Regions from separate parts of the Homo sapiens genome. Here region 2 is linked to region 1. A link is an interaction called in ENCODE POLR2A ChIA-PET data of the cell type or tissue named here. Cell type or tissue: GM12878. All regions are shown on one strand. Links, peaks and the distances in the headings refer to the core of each region. The heading gives the core; the rest is flanking DNA. Region 1 holds the start of NDUFV2 (NADH:ubiquinone oxidoreductase core subunit V2). Region 2 overlaps ANKRD12 (ankyrin repeat domain 12).

Region 1 (17,352 bases), core at 6,819-10,818:
TAATTTAGCCATACCTTATAGTTTTCTGGTGTGAAATCAAATGGAGTATCAGGGTTATTCTCAGGAGTATCTCTGTGCTACACAACAAAAACAGTTTTTCAGACTTATCCAAATTCTCTCAAGTGTGAATGACACTGTACATTACTATACTATTACTTATTGTTTAATCTCTCCATTTTAATTCCAACATGATATATACCACCCTATCCTTCCATCAAAAAGAATGTCTAAACACACATTTGATAAGTATGATTACCAAAGTAAAGTTAGCAGAATTTAAAAATTTACAAAGGACCATTTAAAGAATAAGAGAAGTACCTTTAGGACCAAAAAAACCCAAACAACAAAAAGTGTTATCCAGCTTCATTAGAGAGTAAGATCTTCTGATAGAATTACCAAAACATTACCAATTATTGGAAGCCTTTATGAAATTAAAACACAAAATTTTAAATGTGAACATATGTGTATTTTCCCAAAAGCAAGGTTATCAGATTGTCAAAGGGATCTGGGATCCAAAAGGGTTAAGACCCATTACTTTAGGAGGGTACAAAAGGACCATCTTAAAAAAAAAAAAAAAAAAAAAAAAACAGCACCATCTCTTTCCCACGTTTTCCATAATAGCCAACAGCAAGAAGCTTTATCTCTTCTTAAAAGAGCAGAAGCAGGCCCTCTTCAAAAACTGACAAGAAATGGCATGTCAACAGGAAATCAAATGAGTCACACTGAGATTAACACTTACGATCAATTAATGTTATGTATGTGTGGTGAATACAGAAATGAATCTCTTGATATGTTAACTCTCGGAGTTCTGCTTTTTAAAGGACATAAGCCAAAAGAGGAAAGAAAACAGACACTCTGGACAATGATCTCAAATATGTGGCCAATTTGATGCTTGATATATAGCAGGAAGCTACTTCTTACACCACTAACTCTAAATCATCACACAAGTCCACTATATTGCCTTTATACTAGATTAATCCCTGAAAACAGCACCTTGTCAGAAAAGGGAGATATAATATCTTATCCTTTCCAAATTGTGCAACTAATCTGGGGAGTTCACAGACTTCTATTTATAGTTAAAACTCCGGAAACTAAAAATATAAAGACCAGCTGCTAATCTAGTTACTACATTACTAAAATCCATGAGTTTCAAACTAGTGTCATTTTGGGATTCAACAAGTTACAATCTCCAAACTCTCAGTAAGCCAACATGACTGAGAACCCAAAGTGTGATGAGAATCAGGTTAGGGCTCACACAGTAATTTCACTGGAAATAAATTCTTATTCCCAGAGTTTTCCTGATACTAATTTAAACTCATGAGGTTCAACTGGAACCAACATCTTTTGAAATGTAGTAAATTCAATTAGCTGTATGTAAATTCTCACGATGACCATCATATATCAAAGACAATGGTATTTAAGATATTTTGGATTTTTACAATGGATTTACCCCAATTTCCAAGTCTTTTCTTTCCAAAGAAATCTAAGTAATTACTTACCACAAATAAAGCTCCTCCAGCTCCATTTTGCATAACTGTCTTATGCAAATTCCTTACATGTCTTCCCTAAAATTTAAAATTTTAAGAAAGTTTAGTAAATCATAGCCTTAAAAAATTTTTCATAAAGAAATACTTTAGGATTCATAATTTACAACAATGGAATCAACTTATAAAAGATCTTAAGAAATATGGTATTCTACCCTATCCATCTCTATTTCAGGAGAGTTATTTTACAAATGGAGATTCAAAGCCAAGATTCACCCACCTAACATCACACACACGAGTCAATAGGAGAACCAGGACAACCCAGATCTGCTGACTTGTGTACCTTCCTGCCACGCTCTGCTGGCATGCATTTGGAGAATTAATGTACTATTAACTTCTTGACTTTCACTTTTGTCTGAATCAACTTGGATGCCAGCTTTCACTTAGTGTGAACCTTCATAAACATGTTTTCATTCTGTACAAATGAGTCATATACTCTGTACAAATGAGTCAACTGTATCCTCCTTCCTTTTCAATCCTTTACTAAATTAGTTCTGAAACTCCAGCCGTAAAAAGTAGTTTCTGGCCGGGTGTGGTGGTTCATGCCTGTAATCCCAGCACTTTGGGAGGCTAAGGCAAGGAGATCACGAGGTCAAGAGATCGAGACCATCCTGGCCAACATGGTAAAACCCCATCTCTACTAAGAACACAAAAATTAGCTGGGCGTGGTGGCGCACGCTGGTAGTCCCAGCTACTCGGGAGGCTTAGGCAGGAGAATCGCCTGAACCTGGGAGGCAGAGGTTGCAGTGAGCCGAGATCGCGCCACCGCACTCCAGCCTGAGCAGCAGAGCAAGGCTCCGTCTCAAAAAAAAAAAAAAAAGTAGTTTCAGAAAGCTATTTATGATGCTATGCGGACTGACAATGTTCAGTTGCTTTGGAAGGAATCTGATTATTCTCTCAGCTGCATTTCATTTCTCTTTGCCCTCTTGCTCCTACCCTCCACTCCTACCCTGTCCCCCGCCCCCAAGTATTTCAACTACTGTTCTGGATTCCTCCAATTTCTGAGTTCTACTAACCACAGACGGCAGAACACTGGCTGGGTTAAACCAAGCATGGAACTAGCAAAGAGTTGGACAATTCAAAGGCAAACATAGAAGAAAGTAAACGGAGTAATATAACACAATAGTATATTTAACTTTACCCTAGGTCCAAATGATATTTCAGTTGAAGAAATATTAATAAATAAGTTTACATGGAACATCTGCTTTAATTAACAAGAAAAGACTAAGGTACAGGATGTGAGACACACGTACAAAAGATGGGAGTGATAAATATCAATTTCAGGATAATTGGAAGGCAGGGAGGGATACAGTCAGAGGTGCACAAGGGGGCTTTGATTGTGTTGGTTTTGTTTTGAAAAATTAACTGAAACTAAAATTTAGAAGACAGTCACTGTCATCTTAGCTCAGAAAATTTTTTTAATCGAGTAACAATTTTTGAGTAACATCAGTGAGTTACTTAACTAAATTCTGAGAGAAAAGACTGTATACTTATAATAAAAGGATTAATTTTAAGAGTAGGGAAAGTATTCAGTCTTCTCCTAATTTCTGAACACTAACATTTTCTGTTTATTGGCTTTTTATCCACTCCTTGCAGGCTGTCCTCAGGGCTCAGTTCACACTCCTATCTTCTTTTCTCTATAAAGCCTTTGCCTCTGAGAACTCATCCATTAACTTGACAGTGATGAGTCTTAAATCTTACACACATTTGATGACAAGAGGCTAATAGCCTGAAGAGATCATAAATGCACTTAAAAAATGAGTAAAGATCATGAACAAAAGTTTCACAGAATTCAAACTGCTTACTAGTAACTAAAAACATACAACTTAAAATAACATTACTAGTTATCAAACTACCAAGTATCTTTTTTCTTTTAAGATAGCATTCCATTCTGTTGAGCATATAGAGAAACAAGCACACTTAAAAATTCATATAGCCTTTTAGAAAGCAAATTACCATGATATATGGAAAGCCTAAATAAGTGTCTTTTTTTTTTTTTGGAGACGGAGTTTCGCTCTTGTTGCCCAGGCTGGAGTTCAATGGCATGATCTCGGCTCACCACAACCTCTGCCTCCCGGGTTCAAGCGATTCTCCTACCTCAGCCTCCCAAGTAGCTGAGATTACAGGCATGTGCCACTACGTCTGGATAATTTTTTGTATTTTTAGTAGAGACGGGGTTTCTCCATGTTGGTCAGGCTGGTCTTGAACTCTCGATGTCAAGTGATCTGCCCGCCTCAGCTCCCCAAAGTGGTGGAATTACAGGCGTAAGCCACTGCGCCTGGCCCCAAGTGTCCATTTTTTAATTTAGTAATTCTAACCTAGGTATTTTTCCTGCAGTACAAAATGAGGATAAAGCTTTACATGAAAACATGTTGTTCCTATTATGTTTATTGCAGCAAAAACACAACCTAAAAACCCAATCTGAGCAGGTTTTAACTAAATACTAATAATTCTGACACTAGAACGTTATGTAGCTAACAAAAATATGTCGTAAAAATAATCATGTAGAAACTGGAATCAGGGTTAAACAAAACAAAAAAAACAAAAATGCATAAATTATCATCCCAATTACATTAAATACAGACACTGATTAAAAGACTAGAAGGCCATAAATAATTAAAAGTGCTTATCTCTTATTACGATGTTAATGAAATAAGGGACTCTTATTTTACATTTTTTATATTTTTCTCTATTTTCCAAATTTCCTATTAGCATGGATTAACTGGCCAAAAAAATCCTACTTAAAATAAAACACTCAGCAGGTATAAGAAAAACTTATCTCTATTGTAAAACCTATTTCTCCTTCTAACCTCCTTGTATATCAAATTAAATACCACCAAATGTCTAAATTAAAATAGCTTCCATTTTGGATTAATATTTGATCCCTTTCTCATTAATCCAGGATCTGTCATGTACTTTTACTTAAAATAAAAATATAGAGATAATCTTGAAAATTATTCTTTAGGCTTATGTTGCTACATATTGGAAAATCTATTCTGAGGCATTCTCTTGCTGACTTGTAAAGCTCTGGATACGCACATGAGTTCACAGACATATTTCTAAAAGTGGTTTGAAGTCCAAATCGTTGAAGACAGACTACTGATTGAGAAGGGTCAGGATAAAGTAGCTAAACTCTAGGAAAAAAACAGACTTTCAGATTTTTTGTAGTTGTTGAGGCCTTGGGTTTAGATTACCATTCTGCCACTTACTAACATCTGACCTAGAACAACTCACTTAATTTTTTTTTAAGCCTCAATTTCTGTACCTATAAAACAGGGTTATCTTCTTATTGGACTATTTTGAGATTTAAGTAAAGTTTCTCTGAAAGTACTATATAACCTGTAAAGCATTATCACCTGCTTAACTGACACAAGGATAAAACATTTAATAACTAAAAAAAAAAAAAAAAAAAAGATCCAAACAACTGCATTTTAAAACTACACCTATTTTTAAAAAATTGTGCTGTTAGTTGACTTTATCAAAGAGTTACTGTCAAACACAACATACTGCCAATATTCTTGCATTTGCACATAATTATTTTTTCTTTATATCCATATGTATAATGCTTATACTTTTTCTAGTAAAATTATAATGTATTTGATGGTTAAAAAACCATCTACTTCTCCACTGAAATTAATTCATAAATTTCTCTTTTAGTTAAAGAAAGTGGGGAAGGAGGAAGAAATAGGCTGGTAGAAAGATTTCCATGGGTCTTAGGTTTGTGCATTTGGTGAGCAGCAGCACTGAACAGCTTTTGTTTAAGACCATCTTTTCTATTATTTTTGTATAAAATACCTTCTCCTGGGGCAAAAGTTGAGTGAGTTTTCTTACAGACAGGGTTTCCCAAGCTCAAGGTCCCTTAGCAGTGATGCACAGCACTCACCTAGGCTGTTCCATGTCACTCCCATTGTAGCAGGACAAGCCACAGACAAAACCCCTCAGACACTGAGAAGGAAGGGCTTTATTCAGCCGGGAGCTTCGGCAAGACTCTTGTCTCCAACAACCGAGCTCCCCAAGTGAGCAATTCCTGTCCCTTTTAGGGGCTCACAACTCTAAGGGGGTCTGTTTGGGAGGGTCGTGATCGATTGAGCAAGCAGGGGGTAGAATGGAACAGAACAGGACAGGGATTTTCACAGTGCTTTTCTATACAATGTCTGTAATCTATAAATAACCAATTAGGTCAGGGGTTGATCTTTACCAGGCCCAGGGTGTGGCACCGGGCTATCTGCTTGTGGATTTCATTTCTGCCTTTTAGTTTTTACTTCTTCTTTTTTTGGAGGCAGAAATTGGGCATAAGACAATATGAGGGGTGGTCTCCTCCCTTACCGTGAGATATGAATGTCAAAGGGAACTGACATGAAGTTCATGCTGCCTACTGACCCAGGATGCTGCCTCCTGCCAGCATCCATGAAACTGAGGCAGGTTAACTTGTTAGCTTACAAATGGGGTAAAATTTCAGATCTGTCAAAGTTCTTAAGAAAGTCAATAAAATCTAGAAATGTGCCAGTTTCCATTTTTTACTGCTTTTTCTATCAAAATATCTCAACAGAGACATCATAAAAGAAACCAGTAACAGCTGCTGTCTCTAAGGAGAGGAATCAAGATCTGGAGTGGGAAGAAAATTTAGTCTTTACTGCCAGGCAGAATATTAAACACTTTCCATGAAATACATCTCTTAATGCTCTCAAGAAGCATTAAATACCTATCAAGTACCTATGTACCTATGAAGTACATACTGTTATTATTCTGTTTTTACAAATGAGGAAACAGGCTCTGGAGCTGAGCTTTTAACTGTTTTGTTGTATTGTCTCTCCATATGTAGAGTATTTATGGAATATTAGATAACAGTGATACATCCCACTTTCAGAGGTGTTAGAATGTGGAAAGTTAGAAGGTGGGATGTATCATGGGTTAACATATATAATATATGCAACATATATTTTTTATCATAATACATATTCTTGTATCCCTACTCTGTACTGTTATGTATATATACTATAATATGTAGCCTTGCTTACTGTTTGAATTTTTTGCCATTATATGTATTACATTTAAACTTTTAAAAACCAATGAAGGGCCGGGTACAGTGGCTCATGCCTGTAATCCCAGCACTTTGGGAGGCCAAGGCAAGCGTATCACTTGAGGTCAGGAGTTCAAGACCAGCCTGGCCAACGTGGTGAAACTGCATCTCTACCAAAAAATACAAAAATTGGCCGGGTGTGGTGGCGCACACCTGTAGTCCCAGCTACTCAGGAGGCTGAGGTGGGAGAATCGCCTGAACCTGGGAGGTGAAGGTTGCAGTGAGCTGAGATCACACCACTGCACTCCAGTCTGGGTGACAAAGTGAGACCCTGTCTCAAAACAAAAACAAACAAAAAAACCCAATGAAGTCTTTAGTTCTTTCCCTGTCTTACTATCACCACTATTTCAGACATTATTTCATGTCTGTGCATTACTGTAAGTCTTCTGGCTGATCCCTTTTTCTCAATCCAAAACATCCTGTCTAATATCACCAAACTAATTTTAAAAGTACCATCCTTCTGGCCAGGCGCAGTGGCTCACGTCTGTAAACCCAGCACTTTGGGAGGCCAAGGTGGGCAGATCACAAAGTCAGGAGTTCGAGATCAGCCTGGCCAATATGGTGAAACCCCATCTCTACTAAAAATACAAAAATTCACCGCGTGTGGTGGCGCACACCTGTAGTCCCAGCTACTTGGGAGGCTGAGACAGGAGAATTGCTTGAACCCAGGAGGTGGAGGTTGCAGTGAGCTGAGATCGAGCCACTGCATTCCTGCCTGGGCGACAGAGCGAGATTCTCTATCAAAAAAAAAAAAAAAAAAACCCTTCTGATGCTGAGTGTGGTGTAAAAGATGACCAACACCAAACACGTTCTAGTATATGAAATGTCAATTTCATCATTTCTAATAAACACATTTTCCACATTCTAGCACCTCTGAAGGTGGGATGTATCACTGTTATCTAATATTCCATAAATATCCTATGTATGGAGAGACAATATAGCAAAATGGCTAAAAGCTCAGCTCTAGAGCCTGTTTCCTCATTTATAAAAACAGAAAAATAACGGCATGTACTTCATAGGGTTCTTGAGAGCATTAAAAGATGTACTTCAGGCCGGGCACAGTAGCTCATGCCTGTAATCCCATCACTTTAGGAGGCTGAGGCGGACGGATCACCTGAGGTCATGAGTTCGAGACCAGCCTAGCCAACATGATGAGACCCCATCCCTACTAAAAATACAAAAATTAGCTGGGCGTGGTGGCACGTGCCTGTAATCCCAGCTAACCAGGAGGCTGAGGCAGGAGAATCGCTTGAACTCAGGATGCAGAGGTTGCAGTGAGCCCAGCTCGTGCCACAGCACTCCAGCCTGGGCAACAGAGTGAGACTCTGTCTCGGGGGGAAAAAAAAAAGATGTACTTCATGTAAAGTGCTTAATATTCTGCTTGGCAGATGGTAAGTACTGTATTAGTGTTGGCTATCATTAGCTATTATTATTAGAAGTACTATGTGTCAGGCACTAAGCTTTTTACACATTATTTAATTCTTAAAGTTTCCTGCAAGGTGGGTATTATTCCCAGAAATTTAAATGAGTTATGAAAACTTCTCAAGGTTAGGTCACATCACTAATTATTGGCAGAAATTATGTTAGATCCTAGGGCCAGATGATTACAAAGGCCATGACCTTATTATTAGCCACCTGACTGTTTGATGACATCAAAGCTTTAAAAGAACATAGTAGGTCTAAGAAACCAAGGAGTTTAAGGAAGAAAATCAGGCCTCCATATATACAGGCAGGCAGATAAGAAATGAAAAGCCCTGCCTCCTTGGCTTACAATGCTCCTGTTAAGAGAGAAAGATGCAAGTTATTTAATCTTTTTTTAATCCTTGCCACCCTTCTCTTCTATTCCTGCAAAAAACCTGAACGTATACACACTAGCATAACATTTGAGCAACTTAATTTCAAAGTCCGAAGTCGACCTCTTCAAAGTTGTATAAGAAGGGCTGAGATAATGTTTATAAAATAAAAGAAGCTGGCCAGACACGGTGGCTCACACCCATAATCCCAGAACTTTGGAAAGCCAAGCCCCATAGATCGCTTGAAGCCAGGGGTTTGATATCAGCGTGGGCAACATGGTGAAACCCTGTCTCTACAAAAAATACAAAAGTTAGCCAGGCATGGTGGCACATGCCTGTAGTCCCAGCCACTTGAGAGGCTGAGGTGGGAGCATCGCTTGCGCCCAAGAGGTTGAGGTTGCAGCGAGCCATGATCATGCACTGCACCCAAGCCTGGGAGACAGAGTGAGACCCTGTCTCAAAAAAGTAGTAAGTAAACAAACAATAAAGAAAGAAACAAACTAAATAGTGAAGATAAACTGATAAATCTTAGCTCTCGGTTTTTTTCAACTGGCATAAACTGTTATTCATCCCTATCAAGTTACAGGTGGCCTGAAAATGGCTTTGAAAATTGTTTTTTTGGTGTGTTTAAAGAATATCACCTATTTTACATTCATTGTAATGTCTACGTCAGACACTTTCAATAAAGGAATAAAACATTAAAAGTTCTCATTAACATCTTTACACTACTTACTGGGCCATTTCAATTTTGTTTCACTTTGAAATAAAGAGGCATTCCAGGACCAGGCTTAAAACTGGAAAAAACAACCTAGCTAGGCTGGAATGATTCAAAGAATAAGCTGAGTTCCCACCCACCCCCTTCTTTGAGTACAGTCTAGTCTTTTCTCTAGAATCTAGCTTCTCATTAGACTCTGAAATGTCTATACCTCAAGAAATTCCAATTGAGTCCAATTGAAAATCCAAGTAACTTCCTTTTTTTAAGAAGAAAAGCATGCAACCAAGTAACTTTTTTAAGTAAATAAGATCATAACCTAATATACAGCTCAAAATTAACAGTGGGTTTGAATTCTAGCTTATTTTTTTTTCAGTGTTTCAGAAGGAAAAGAAAAGATTTAAGCAGGCCAAAACAGTGACTGCCTTTTCGTTGGAGTCAAGTAAACTTGAGTGCCTCTGTGTTAAGCTCTTCTACATACTTTTTTTCGTCGATTCCTAAAAAATCTGTAGTGAGTCATTATTTCCATTTTACATTTAGAGAAACTCAGGCTCAAAGACAGTAACTTGCCCCATACCGCACAATTAGTGACAGACCTGGATTTTGAGCCCAGGCTCTTTCAATCTAAGGGCCCTGTGCTCTTTCTACCAGCCTTTCCCTTTTACTGTCACTGGCAATACCAATAGCTCAAAATGACAAAAATTAAAGTTTTATATTCTCCCCAATAGGATTCCTTAATTGTCTTTTCATGGGCTCTACTCTTTTTCTGAATTTCTTCTGTTGTTCAAACAATACTACCATCCAACGAAGCTCACTTTTCAGTTCTATCAGACATTTGCATTATAAATGCATCCAGCTAAGAGAAGTTAATAAGAGACTAAGAAGCTGTAAGACAAAACTGACAGAAGCAGTAATCTAATTAGTCAGAAAGACAAGACTAAGGTCAGGCAATTCAAAAACCCTTCTTTTTTCCTTTATTAGAGGCCAACTAAGGCAAGGAATATACCTTTTAGATGATCCCTAATATTTACAGATTAAATCCACCAAGATATCTATTTGCCTGTGCAAGAGTCACAGTGCACACATGAAACATCTCTAGTGAATCCAAAGTGGTCTGAGGTCCCTCCGTGCCTTCCTCTCACTGTTCACAACATCTGCTGACTTGTTACCTACAGCCTCCCCTATTGCCAGCTCAAGCAAGAAAACTGAAACCTCCTAAAAAAGTCAGGGTCTGCAATACATTCATTCAGACTAGGTAATTTTACATTTAAAAAAAATCCTTGAGGCTGGGTGCAGTGGCTCATGCCTGTAATCCCAGCACTTTGAGAGCCGAGGCAGGTGGATCACTGGAGGTCAGGAGTTTGAGACCAGCCTAGCCAACATGGTGAAACCCCATCTCTACTAAAAGTACAAAAATTAGCCGGGTGTGGTGGCACGCACCTTTAATCCCAGCTACTTGGGAGGCTGAGGCAGGAGAATCGCTTGAACCCGGGAGGCAGAGGTTGCAGTGAGCCAAAATCACGCCACTGAACTCCAGCCTGGGCAACAGAGTAAGACTCTGTCTCAAAAAAAAAAAAAAAAAAATTCCATGAAAAACAAAAGTTTTTCAGTGCATTTTATTTTAACAAAGTTGATGCTGGGTTAATAATTGTGAAATCTATTTCAAGGATAATCATAAATACAAATGCTTACTCTATGTCAGATCTCATGCTATAAACTACAAATCTACACTATAATCCATTTATTCCTCTCAGCAAGCCTACCAAGTAGGTATTATTATCTTGTTTTACAGGTGAGAAAATTAAGGCTCAAAGAAGGGGGAAAAACTTTCCCTAGCTCACACAGCTAAATAAATGAAATGCCACATACAGATTTTCCTGACTTCAGTACATGCCTTAACCACTAAAATTTAAGTTTTGCTGTATTTTCAGATAGAAATAGGAGGACTTTTACAAACATCCTCCAAATAAAGTTCCATCAGTAATTTACCTAAAAATGTTAATTCAGGTTAAAATGTAAGTAATTTTTACCATACTATGAGAGAATTAACAAATGTAATTTGGCTAAATTTTATATTATAGAAAAGCTGCATGAAGAGCCCAGGTATTACAGGCACTGTGCATTACAGATTAAGATAACAGCATTAATGATTCCAGCCATCTTGACCATATATTAAAGAAAACATTCTTTAGATATCTAAAATCCCACATGGATATAAGCAACAACCAATTGTTCTAAGGACAAGAATAATTTATAGAAATGAAATGCCCATCCAGTGGACCCGGGGTTCAGTCTCACCTCATGCACTTCAGTGTCTTTGTATATGTAGCTAGCTATACCTACAGCATTATCTCAACTTACACCTTCCACTCATCCATCATGACCAAGGTTAACCTCCTCCTCTTACCCCTTTAAAGCCCCTAAACCTCCATCTCCTACCCCTTTAAAGCCCCTAAACCTCCATCTCTTTTCCCTAAGCAAAGTGAAATCATTTCCCTAGTCTGCTTACACTGGTACACCTTTTATTATTAGAGTGCCTATTAAATTTAAATCTTCACCATACATAGTGATTTCCCTTAGCAACTTCAATTGTTTGAGCAACTTCAGAAAGGTAGATTAAAAACAAAACAAAACAGGACTTGCGAATAAACCCAGCCCTTACTACTGTGTGATCTTGGGCATTTATTTGTCCAGCAATCTTCATATATCTCACACATAAAATGGGGTAACACCTAGCAAAATATCCGACAGATAAAGCCACCTTCCCCCTAACCAAAATGTGTGTAAACTGTCTTTGATGTTTTGTAATGAAAGACATTTCCTACAACTGATTTATAACATGCTTCCTGAACTGATTCAAAAACTAGTGACAAGGTTCCTCATTGGAAAATCAGACTGACTGTCACTCAATAGGTTATACAGCATGGGCAACAGACCTGTAATTTATTACTCAATGTTCTGAGCACTAAGGTACTAAACAGTGCCCAAAGAGAAAGGAAAGTCAACTTTTTATTACTTTGAAATGGAAACTGAGTTCAAGTCTCTAATAAAAAGATCCGAGTCTGCAGTTTGCAATAGTGGCCTACTGAACCTCACTGCATAAACTAAAGTTTGTTCATTCTCTCTCTCCTTAAACTGCTAATTTATGGCTATGGCAGGCAGAATAATGGTCTCTCAAAGATAACCACATCCTAATCCTGGAAACCTGTGAGTATTAGTTTACACAACAAAAGAGAATTAAGGCTGCTAATCAGCCGACCTTAAAATAGGGAGATTATCCTGGATTATCTAGGTGGGCCCAATGTCATCAATCACAGGGTTCTTACCAAGAGGCAAGGAAGGATATGTGATGAATGCCAGGAGGGTCGAAGTGATGTGATATAAGAACTAGACTTGCCTTTGCTGGCTTTGGAGATGAAAGAAGGGGCCAAGAGCAGCCTCTAGAAGCTGGAAAAGCCAAGAAAAGACATTCACCTCTAGAGCCTCCAAAAAGGAATGAAGCTCGGGCTACACTTTAATTTTAGCCCACTGAGACCTGTGTCACTTTTAACCTACAGAACTGTAAGGTTAAAAATATAATGTTTTATGCCACAAAGTTTTGTGGAAATTTGTTACAGCAGGAATAAAAAACTAAATGTTTTGGGGTGTTTTTCCTACATTAACTTCTTTAGAGTCCTTTGAGTCACAATGGAGATACACTGGGACATTACAAAATCAAGTTTAAGAATCTCTAATGGAATGGGGAAAACATTTCATTGTACAAAACTTAAAATTTGGAAGGAAAAGTACCACCACACAAGATGGCATACTTCTAGTATGGCTAAGTAGACACTGTCAGGGCAAACCACTGAATAATAACTATAAACTCTGGACAAAATATTTTATAAAAACAAAAGCTTTCTGAAGGCACTGGGGAACAACCAAACAGGCAGACACAGAAGGGGAGTCTACATTCATAAAAAACCAATGAGGTTTTTGTTTTTTCTTCACATCTTTTAGCCTGAAGGCAGGCCTCAGTGAGAGTTTGGAACAACAGACATGGTAAAGTGGGAAATCCTAGAAAAGGAAGAGCCAGAAAGGGGGAGGGAGCCCTATACATTCTGTATATAAATTCTACGGAAATCTCTGGCTGAACCCTGAACCATGCATGTACATGCTGCAGACTCCAAGGAGCCTAGCTAAAAGAACGGAACCAATATTTGATCTGCTGCCCACAAGGGATATGGATAGCAACAACAAAACACACTATTTGGAGGAATAAAACAGGATCTAGAGCCTCTACAACGTATCATTCACAAAATTCAGCATACAATCCAAAATTGTTCAACATATGGGAAACAAACAAAAAAGGAAAACACATTTTCAAGAAAAAAATCAACTAAGATTACCAGACACAAACTTCAGGACAGCTATAATCATGCCTAAAGACATAAAGGAAAATATCCTCGATGAATGAAAAAATACACAATACAGATGGGTCGCTGACTTACAATTGCCTGTCTTGCAAATTCCCAACTTTACAACTGTATGAAAATGATAAGTATTCAGCATGCTCCTCGATTAAGTCCAGATAACCCCACTGTAAACTGAAATTTACATACTTTCAATTTACAATGGGTTTAATCAGGATGTCATCTCATTGTAAGTAAAGGAGCATCTGTAATTGAAAATGCCACCACAACCCTCTCACCTTCGAAACTACAATAGCAGCTTGGGAATGAGGCAGTGATAAGTTCTAAAGTGGCATCAACATTACAGAAAAACCATGGGCAATTACTGAAGAAGGGAATAAACTTATTCTGATTATCTATTACTCCATAATTTATAACTTTTAGTCAATTACTACAATCACCTATGAGGTATTATCTCAGTTTACAGAAAAGAAAAATGAGGCTCAAAGAGATTAAGATGGCTCAAGATCACACAAACTAATACTTAATTCTAGCCATATTTTAAGCAATGATGAGCTGAAAAGCCTCGTCAAGAGAATGGCAGCTAGCAAAGCAGAAATTAGATTAGGCAATTTCTTTGAAAGCGTAAATAATCTTTAAAGGTTTCTCATTTAGGAAAGGAACTTAGGTAGACTTTTCTTGTACTTTTCTTGATACTTGCTAGGTTTAATGTGAAATCTCACTACTTGTGAAAGGTTAGAAGGGCCTGGTTGTATAAGTAATAGAACATCCTCACAATGGAATGCTATGTAGCATTAAAATGACAGTATAGAAATGTCTACTGATAAGGAAAGCTGTTCAGAATACATTACAAAAGAGCAGGCTACCAAACAGTATAAATACCTTTCCATTTTTGTAGAAACAAATTGTCTGTAAGGTCTGTTATGTGTAGACATCAAAATGTTAACAATGGTAATTTCCAGGTTGACAAGACAATGGATGATTTTTATTTTTTGAGCTTACTCTACTTGCTAGTCTCAGTATTGTTTTTTCTACACACGTATGACGTGTGTAATAAAAATTAAACTTATTCATCAACTCAAATATTTATTGTGTACATAGTGCATATCAGGTACTATTTGTTTAAAAAAGGGGGGAGGGTGGAAGGGGGAGGGAGAAGGGGAGACGGATGGAGAGAGAGAAGGAAGGAAGGAGGGAGGGAGAGAAAGAGAGTTCCAGAAACATTAAACCTGGATTACAATGGTCCTCCACTACCTCAAGTTGTTCTTTTTCATTAAAACTGCTTTTCAATTTATACTTCTAGCCCCTTTGCCTCAAAAACAAAAGAAACAAAATCTACAAGCACTCTAATTTCTTTTCTTTCTACCATGTCTGATCCTCATCATCTTTCACCTAGCATTCTGCAAGAGCCTCTTATCTACTTAGTCTCCCTGTTTCTGGGTCCAAATCAAACCCATTCCACCCTCAGTCCTATCCAGTGACCTATCCAAAACAGAAACCACATCTTATTCCTCTACTTTAAAACCTTTCACTGACTCCTGACGGCCTCTAAAATCAAATTCTTTAGTATGGCACGCCAGGAGCTCCAATATCTGGCCCCTGTCTCTCCCTTATTTCATTTGGGAACACACCTTACCTCCAACAGCAGAGGGTGGCTTCTCATACATACCGATCTTTTTCTTGCCAACAAGACTTTAAGTTGTCCTTTCCACCTAGAATACCCTCGGACCCCATGCCCAATCTGTTAGTATTACCTTCAGGAAAAATCTTATGCACCTTGAAACCACATTGGATGACCCTATTCATCTCTCTAACACTGTACTTTTACATTGTCTCAACCTTAAAGTTCCTCTTACATGAGACTATCAATTCCAAAAGAACGGGAACTGTCTAAATCTTTTCCTTATCTGTAATATGAGGAAAAAGTAATACCAGCCTCAAAAATGAGATGTGGAATGTAGATATTTAACTCGGTGCTTGGCATACAGAAAACAGTTATCAAATGACTATCATTATTATCCACACTGTTAACTAGAGCTCAGCAGTGCATGACGTACAGTAAGACTTCAAATGTTTATTGAAAGACTGAACTCTGCAAAAAGGAATATTCCCATTTTACAACTGAAGAAACTGAGGAAGATTAACAGCACAAAGTCATAGAGCCACAAAAGGCAGTTAAGCTAACATCCAAACTCGAGTCTAACTCTAAAGCCCTGAATTCATTCTCAATGAATATACACTAGCTCCCTCTTGCTGAGAACTGACTTAACCTATTTCACTCTTAGAAAACAAACAAAACTAAGGCTTCTTTCCAGTATTACTTGTGTAACAGGCCCTGTTGTTATAATCGACATTTCTGGAAATCTGCATTTTTAGATTAACGTGAAGGAGTGTTTCAACTTCTCTGCAATTCAATTTCCTTGCCTACCATGAGATGTACTTGGATCTCAAAAAGATCATTTAATCTCTAAAATCCTGTGGTTCTTTAATTGGGTGCTGTTATTTGCGGCGCCGTTCTTTCAGAGTTAGTTTGATACCGTTTATTTAGCCAGCATTTCCGATATGCAAAGCACAACTGCAGTAAATCAAACATTGGCCACCCTTTTCCAGCCCTAATGAAGTTCTCCCTAAGCCTTCACGAAGCAAGCCAGAGCTCTCCAGTATGCTGCAACCTAAAAGCATCGAGGTCACTAGGCTTGAAACGAGAGGTGCCTCCTTCGGAGCGACGGTCTTCGAAACTGATCTGGCCAGAGCAGGCCTAGATTCTGCGCTACAGCAAAACAGCAAAAACAAACAAACATATATATATATATCACCAAGCAGCCCCTCTTTTCTGTCCTCCTCGACCAAACTAGGAGTACACTTCCCAGTATGGCAACCCTCCCTCGGGGCTTCTCACGGTGGGGCTGCAGCGGCCTCCCTAAGAGGGCTAAGGCCGCAGTGTCCTTGCCGCCGCCTGCAGGCCCGTGCAGAGCCCAGGGCTCTCCTGCGCCCAAAACTAAGGGAGACACGGAGAGCAAGAGAAGGGCGGCGGCAGCGCCGGGCTCAGCTTGAGCCTCCTTACCCAGTGGGCGGTGAGGCCAGCCGCCCGGGCCCGGAGCGCCGCGGAGAAGAACATGGCGGGCCACACTGTTCACCTTCCCCAGCCGCGCCAGGCGAGAATCCCGAGCGCGCCCAGGGCGCACAGCGTGCGCGCTCCCGACCCCAGGCCTAGGCGACCCGGACGGCACGCCGCTCCCTTCGCCGAGGGGCGGGGGCTGACGGGAGGGAGCGAGGGCGCGCGGGGGCTGCTGGGGCCCTGTGGGCGGAGACTTCCCGGGGGAGGGGCGGGGACCAGTCCGTGCTCGGAAAGGGAGGTGTCCTACGGGCCGCTGCAGGGGTCCCGGCCTTGAAAAGAAGCGTCCCGGAGCTGCACCTTGGGCTCCTGGGTAACGAAGCGCCCGCCTGGATTTATAGGGGTGAGCTTCCCTCATGGAGAGCCTTGTGAGGATTAGCCACCTCCTCTTATATTGCTGTTAGTTAAAAATAAAGTCGGGTTGCAACCCACTATAAATCTTATTCTACATGTTACGAATTCAAGACACAGAGGGCTGCTATCCAGTGTGCTAGCCATAGACACCAAATGTCTTGGTTCCCAATCTTTTGCATTAGAGATATGTGCGACATATTTAGGGGTTAAATGGTATGATGTCTGGAATTTGCTTGAGAATAGTGGGGAGCGGGAGGTGAAAAATAAAGCAAGTTGGCCGTTAAGTAAGGCCATAGAAGCTGCATGGTCGTTCTTATTTACTATTCTCGGTACTTTTGTACA
Region 2 (4,000 bases), core at 1-4,000, 150 kb before region 1:
TTACATTTAATTCTTTTATAAAAGCAGATGAAATGGTCTGAGAAATTGTTTTCAAACTTTATTACATGTAATATCCCAATGACTTTGTCTATCCATACTCCAAAAAGCTTCTGGTTCATCTCTAATTTGATATTGTAGTGTAATATCAAATTACACTACAAACCCAGAAGAGAGGTGTTTTCCGGTAGATGCTGGAGGTTAAGGAAGCTGATTCAATCTATGCGTGTAACTGCACTGTTACAATAAGATACACTGGCCGGGCATGGTGGTCCACACCTGTAATCCCAGCACTTTGGGAGGCCAAGATGGGTGGATCACGAGGTTAGTAGTTCGAGACCAGCCTGATTAAATGGTGAAGTCCTGTCTCTACTAAAAATACAAAAATTAGCCAGGTGTGGTGGCACATGCCTGTAATCCTAACTTCTCAGGAGGCTGAGGCAGGAAAATTGCTTGAACTCAGGAGGTGGAAGTTGCAGTGAGTTGAGATCATGCCACTGCATTCCAGCCTGGGTGACAGAGCGAGACTCTGTCTCAAAAAAAAAAAAAAAAAAAAAAAAAAAAAGGGACATCTTGGCTGGGCATGGTGGCTCTCGCCTGTAATCCCATCACTTTGGGAGGCTGAAGTAGGATTGCTTGAGACTAGGAGGATTGCTTGAGACCAGGAGTTTGAGACCAGCCTGGGCAACATATTGAGACCCCCATCTCAAAAAAAAAATTTAAAAATTAGCTGGATGTGGTGGTGTCTGCCTGTAGCCTCAGCAACTCAGGAGGCTGAGATGGGAGGATAGCTTGAGTCCAGAAGTTTGAGGCTGCAGTAAACTATGATTGCACCACTGCACTCCAGCCTGGGCAACACAGGGAGGCCCTGTCTCTTAAGTTAAAAACAAAACTAAAAACAAAACAAAACAAAAGATGTCCAAGAGATGGCAATAACCATCTGTGATCCCTACTCTTTTTCTACCCCTTGGAGAATTTGTATTTTCCCCCTTATTCTTGCTTATAATTACTGCCAGCATATTATGGCAAAGTAAGATATCTTAGCATGTTTTGGCAAGTTATAACACTTCTGGTTTAACAGTCAATTCCACATGAAAGTAGGACAACCAGGTATTTTCCACTTCTTGATGTAGTGCCACAGGAATCATGTAACACCATATATGAAAAGTTCTTGACAAAAATCACACCTGGCTCTACAGACTCTATAATCAGCATTATGAGAGACTGAAAACATGTTAAATAACACCACAAAGACTCAATCAGTTGAATCACAATGTGGAAAATTCTACAGGACAAACAACTTACTGGAACTGACCATTTCTCAGGCCTCTAATTGCAGTAATTCATTTGTTTAATTTCTGCGTCCTGTGAACTGCTTTAAACTTAGCATGAGTTGTAGGTAGTTTGGTGCTGTTTTAGTTTTGGAAAACCATATAGGCCTCTAGTTATTTCAAGGAATGTAGAGGACGGATATCTACTGTCTGACACTGAGGTGCCAGAGAAAGCTTCCTCAAGAGGGCAAATACCTGACCTGCATCTTAAAGGAAGAGCCAGAGTTAGAGTTAGTGAAACGAATCATGTGGGAAGAAAGGAAAAGGAGGGAGGGAGGTAATTCCCAAAAGAGGATGGCATGCAAAAACAAACAGAATGGTATCTGCAGACAACTCTAGGTTGGTGCAAAAGTAATTGCGGTTTTGCCATTACTCTCGTCGTCATCATTTCACACCATTTTGTCAAATTTGATGTTCTAAGAACTTAAGACCGCAGAAGAGATCAGCAGGGGCAAAATAATACAGGCTGCAGTCTACTCTGTAAATGTGCTTTTCTTAAAGTATGTTCCACAGAAGATTGGGCCCACAATTTCTCTTACAATTCTTTACAATCTTACAATTCTGTAAAGATCTACAAAAATGCTTCCAAGAACAAGTTTGGAAAACACTGTATACTTGTATAAATGTACCCACTTAGAAAACTCCCAATACATCAAAGGTTCTGGTAAGTTCTGCAGTGAACCTATTTTTAGATTAACAGTGCTTCCCAAACTTATTTGACCATGAAAGCCTCCCCCATTTGCACAGGAGGCATTTAAATAACATGCTGTGGAAGAGGTATTATGTAGAACATGTTAGGGTTAAGTAACAGAGAACCATGAAAGGTCTGACAGCTTGCTGCTCTGTGTGAACAGACACCATGGGGACAAGATTGTAGGCAGGGAATTGAGGAAGCAGCTTACTATTGTGTTGGTGTGAGATGGAGGAGGGAGTGAAGGAAATGGGTTCGAAAAATACTAGTGACTGGCCCAATAAACATAAACAAGAAGGAACACCTCAGAAGGACTTGAGGCTTAGTGTGAGAACGGGAGGGTGGTAAGGGACCACAGGAGGGAACAGGAAAGGAGAAAGAGAAGCAGGTCATTGGGTAAGTTCAGCTCAGTGCTGACTTACTGAGTTTCTGGAGCTTATGGACATTCAGGTGGAGCTATGCAGTTACAAAAAAGAAGCCAAGGAGAGAGATCTGGGCAGGATATTTAAATGTGGTAATCATTAACATAGATCACATACAGAAGAAAGGGAAAATCACCAAAGAGATATGGAGGTTTTCTGAGGAAACTTTCCCTCTGCTGTTTTCCCCATCTATCTTTTAAGTAAATCATGCTTGGAGATTTTCTCTTTCAATATCTGGGTCCCAGGAGTCTTGAGAATACTCGCTCCCCTGACAGCTTCTCATGGATGCACTTTCCTTTTATCACCCACTCTTGGAACCCCTCCAAGATTTCTGTAGTGTGTAATCAGTGGCCACAGTAGAGACTAGGTTGTAACAAATCTCGTTTTCCTCCCTGTTCATTTGATTTTGGAGATTTGACCTGCAGTTTTACTCCCCTTGATTTCCTCTGGAAAAATGGCAGCATTTTGATTAAATTATGATTAAAGTACTGGAAGGAAAAACAAACTGACTCTGGGTATGTTTTACCACATTTATTTTTTATTTTTGTAGACATCCTGTTGGTCTTGAACTCCTGGCCTCAAGTGGTCTTTCCACCTTGGCCTCCTAAAGTATTGGGATTACAGTTATTGTTATCAGGCCTGGCCTCCACTTTATAATTTCTAATGGGTTCTATAATTGGATTACATAAATGTGAGGGAAGATTACTTTTATAAAATGGCAATTAGTTGGCTGGGAGGAAACAAATGGATAAAGCCATATTGGAAAGTAAGAAAAAGAATGTAGGGCCCACAAGATTTTTGTTATTCTGGTCTTTATTATTTTTCAAACTAAATTTTAAACAAATGAGTTTCAGTCCAGTAAACTCAAACACACAGCATTTTATGTACAAAGTCTGGAGTTCTTATTATTAGCTTGAATAAATATGACCCTTACAGTGATTTGCAGCTGTATAAAATAACAGCAACCACCTTAAATCTATATAGTGTTCTAAAGTTTTAATGGGCTTTAGCATATACTATTTCAACCTGCCTTGAGGTAGGGGAGACATTTATTCTTGTTTTACAGATGTGAAAACTAAGGATCAGAGATGGGAAATGAATTAATTAAGATCACACAGTGGGTCTGTAGCAAAATCCACTCTGCAGTAATATATGCAAATTGGAAATCTACAGTGCTTTCTACTATATTGTGCTGTGTTTTGCTGCTTTAGTAATTCTCATTAAAAAATAAAAATTAAAAAAACTTCCCACTACATCCAGGAATATTTCTCACCTATGCTTTTAGTCTCTTTTAGAACAATATTTGACACAACTAAACTTCTAATATAACTAGACATATCCCGAGAATTGTTTCAAGGAAGTCAAACTTGAATTACATCACCTTTGCAAGAGTAAGAAAAGGTGACAGTATGAATATTACACACATTTATGTGTTTATATAGAGTCTGCATATGTATTGTAAACACATAAATGTGTCTATGTTAAACACATAAATGTGTCTATGTTAAACACATAAATGTGTTTATGTTGTTAAACACGTAAATGTGTTTGTTACATTA

What was found. Peaks named below come from ENCODE experiments on the same cell type or tissue, not always from the same donor. Only the 100,000 strongest peaks of a DNase experiment are listed, where the experiment ranks them.
Region 2: POLR2A ChIA-PET joins it to region 1 with 6 read pairs; 4 of 35 experiments call an interaction of 5 or more read pairs at or near these places.

The regions. Positions count from the first base shown.
Region 1 is chr18:9,102,051-9,119,402 of GRCh38, reverse strand. NDUFV2 (NADH:ubiquinone oxidoreductase core subunit V2) reads right to left here and starts at 16,704. Exons shown (of 8, transcript NM_021074.5): 1 at 16,606-16,704; 2 at 1,500-1,565; 3 at 15-77. The coding sequence starts at 16,659. RefSeq lists enhancers at 5,506-5,755, 15,635-16,344 and a silencer at 16,617-16,976. In GM12878, for the core only: no CTCF peak of the experiment used is centred there; no DNase peak of the experiment used is centred there; H3K4me3 peaks cover 1,418 bases; H3K27ac peaks cover 865 bases.
Region 2 is chr18:9,259,350-9,263,349 of GRCh38, reverse strand. All of the region lies in intron 9 of ANKRD12 (ankyrin repeat domain 12), which reads right to left. Among named protein-coding and RNA genes, the nearest start is that of TWSG1-DT, 73 kb to the left of the region's middle. In GM12878, for the core only: no CTCF peak of the experiment used is centred there; no DNase peak of the experiment used is centred there.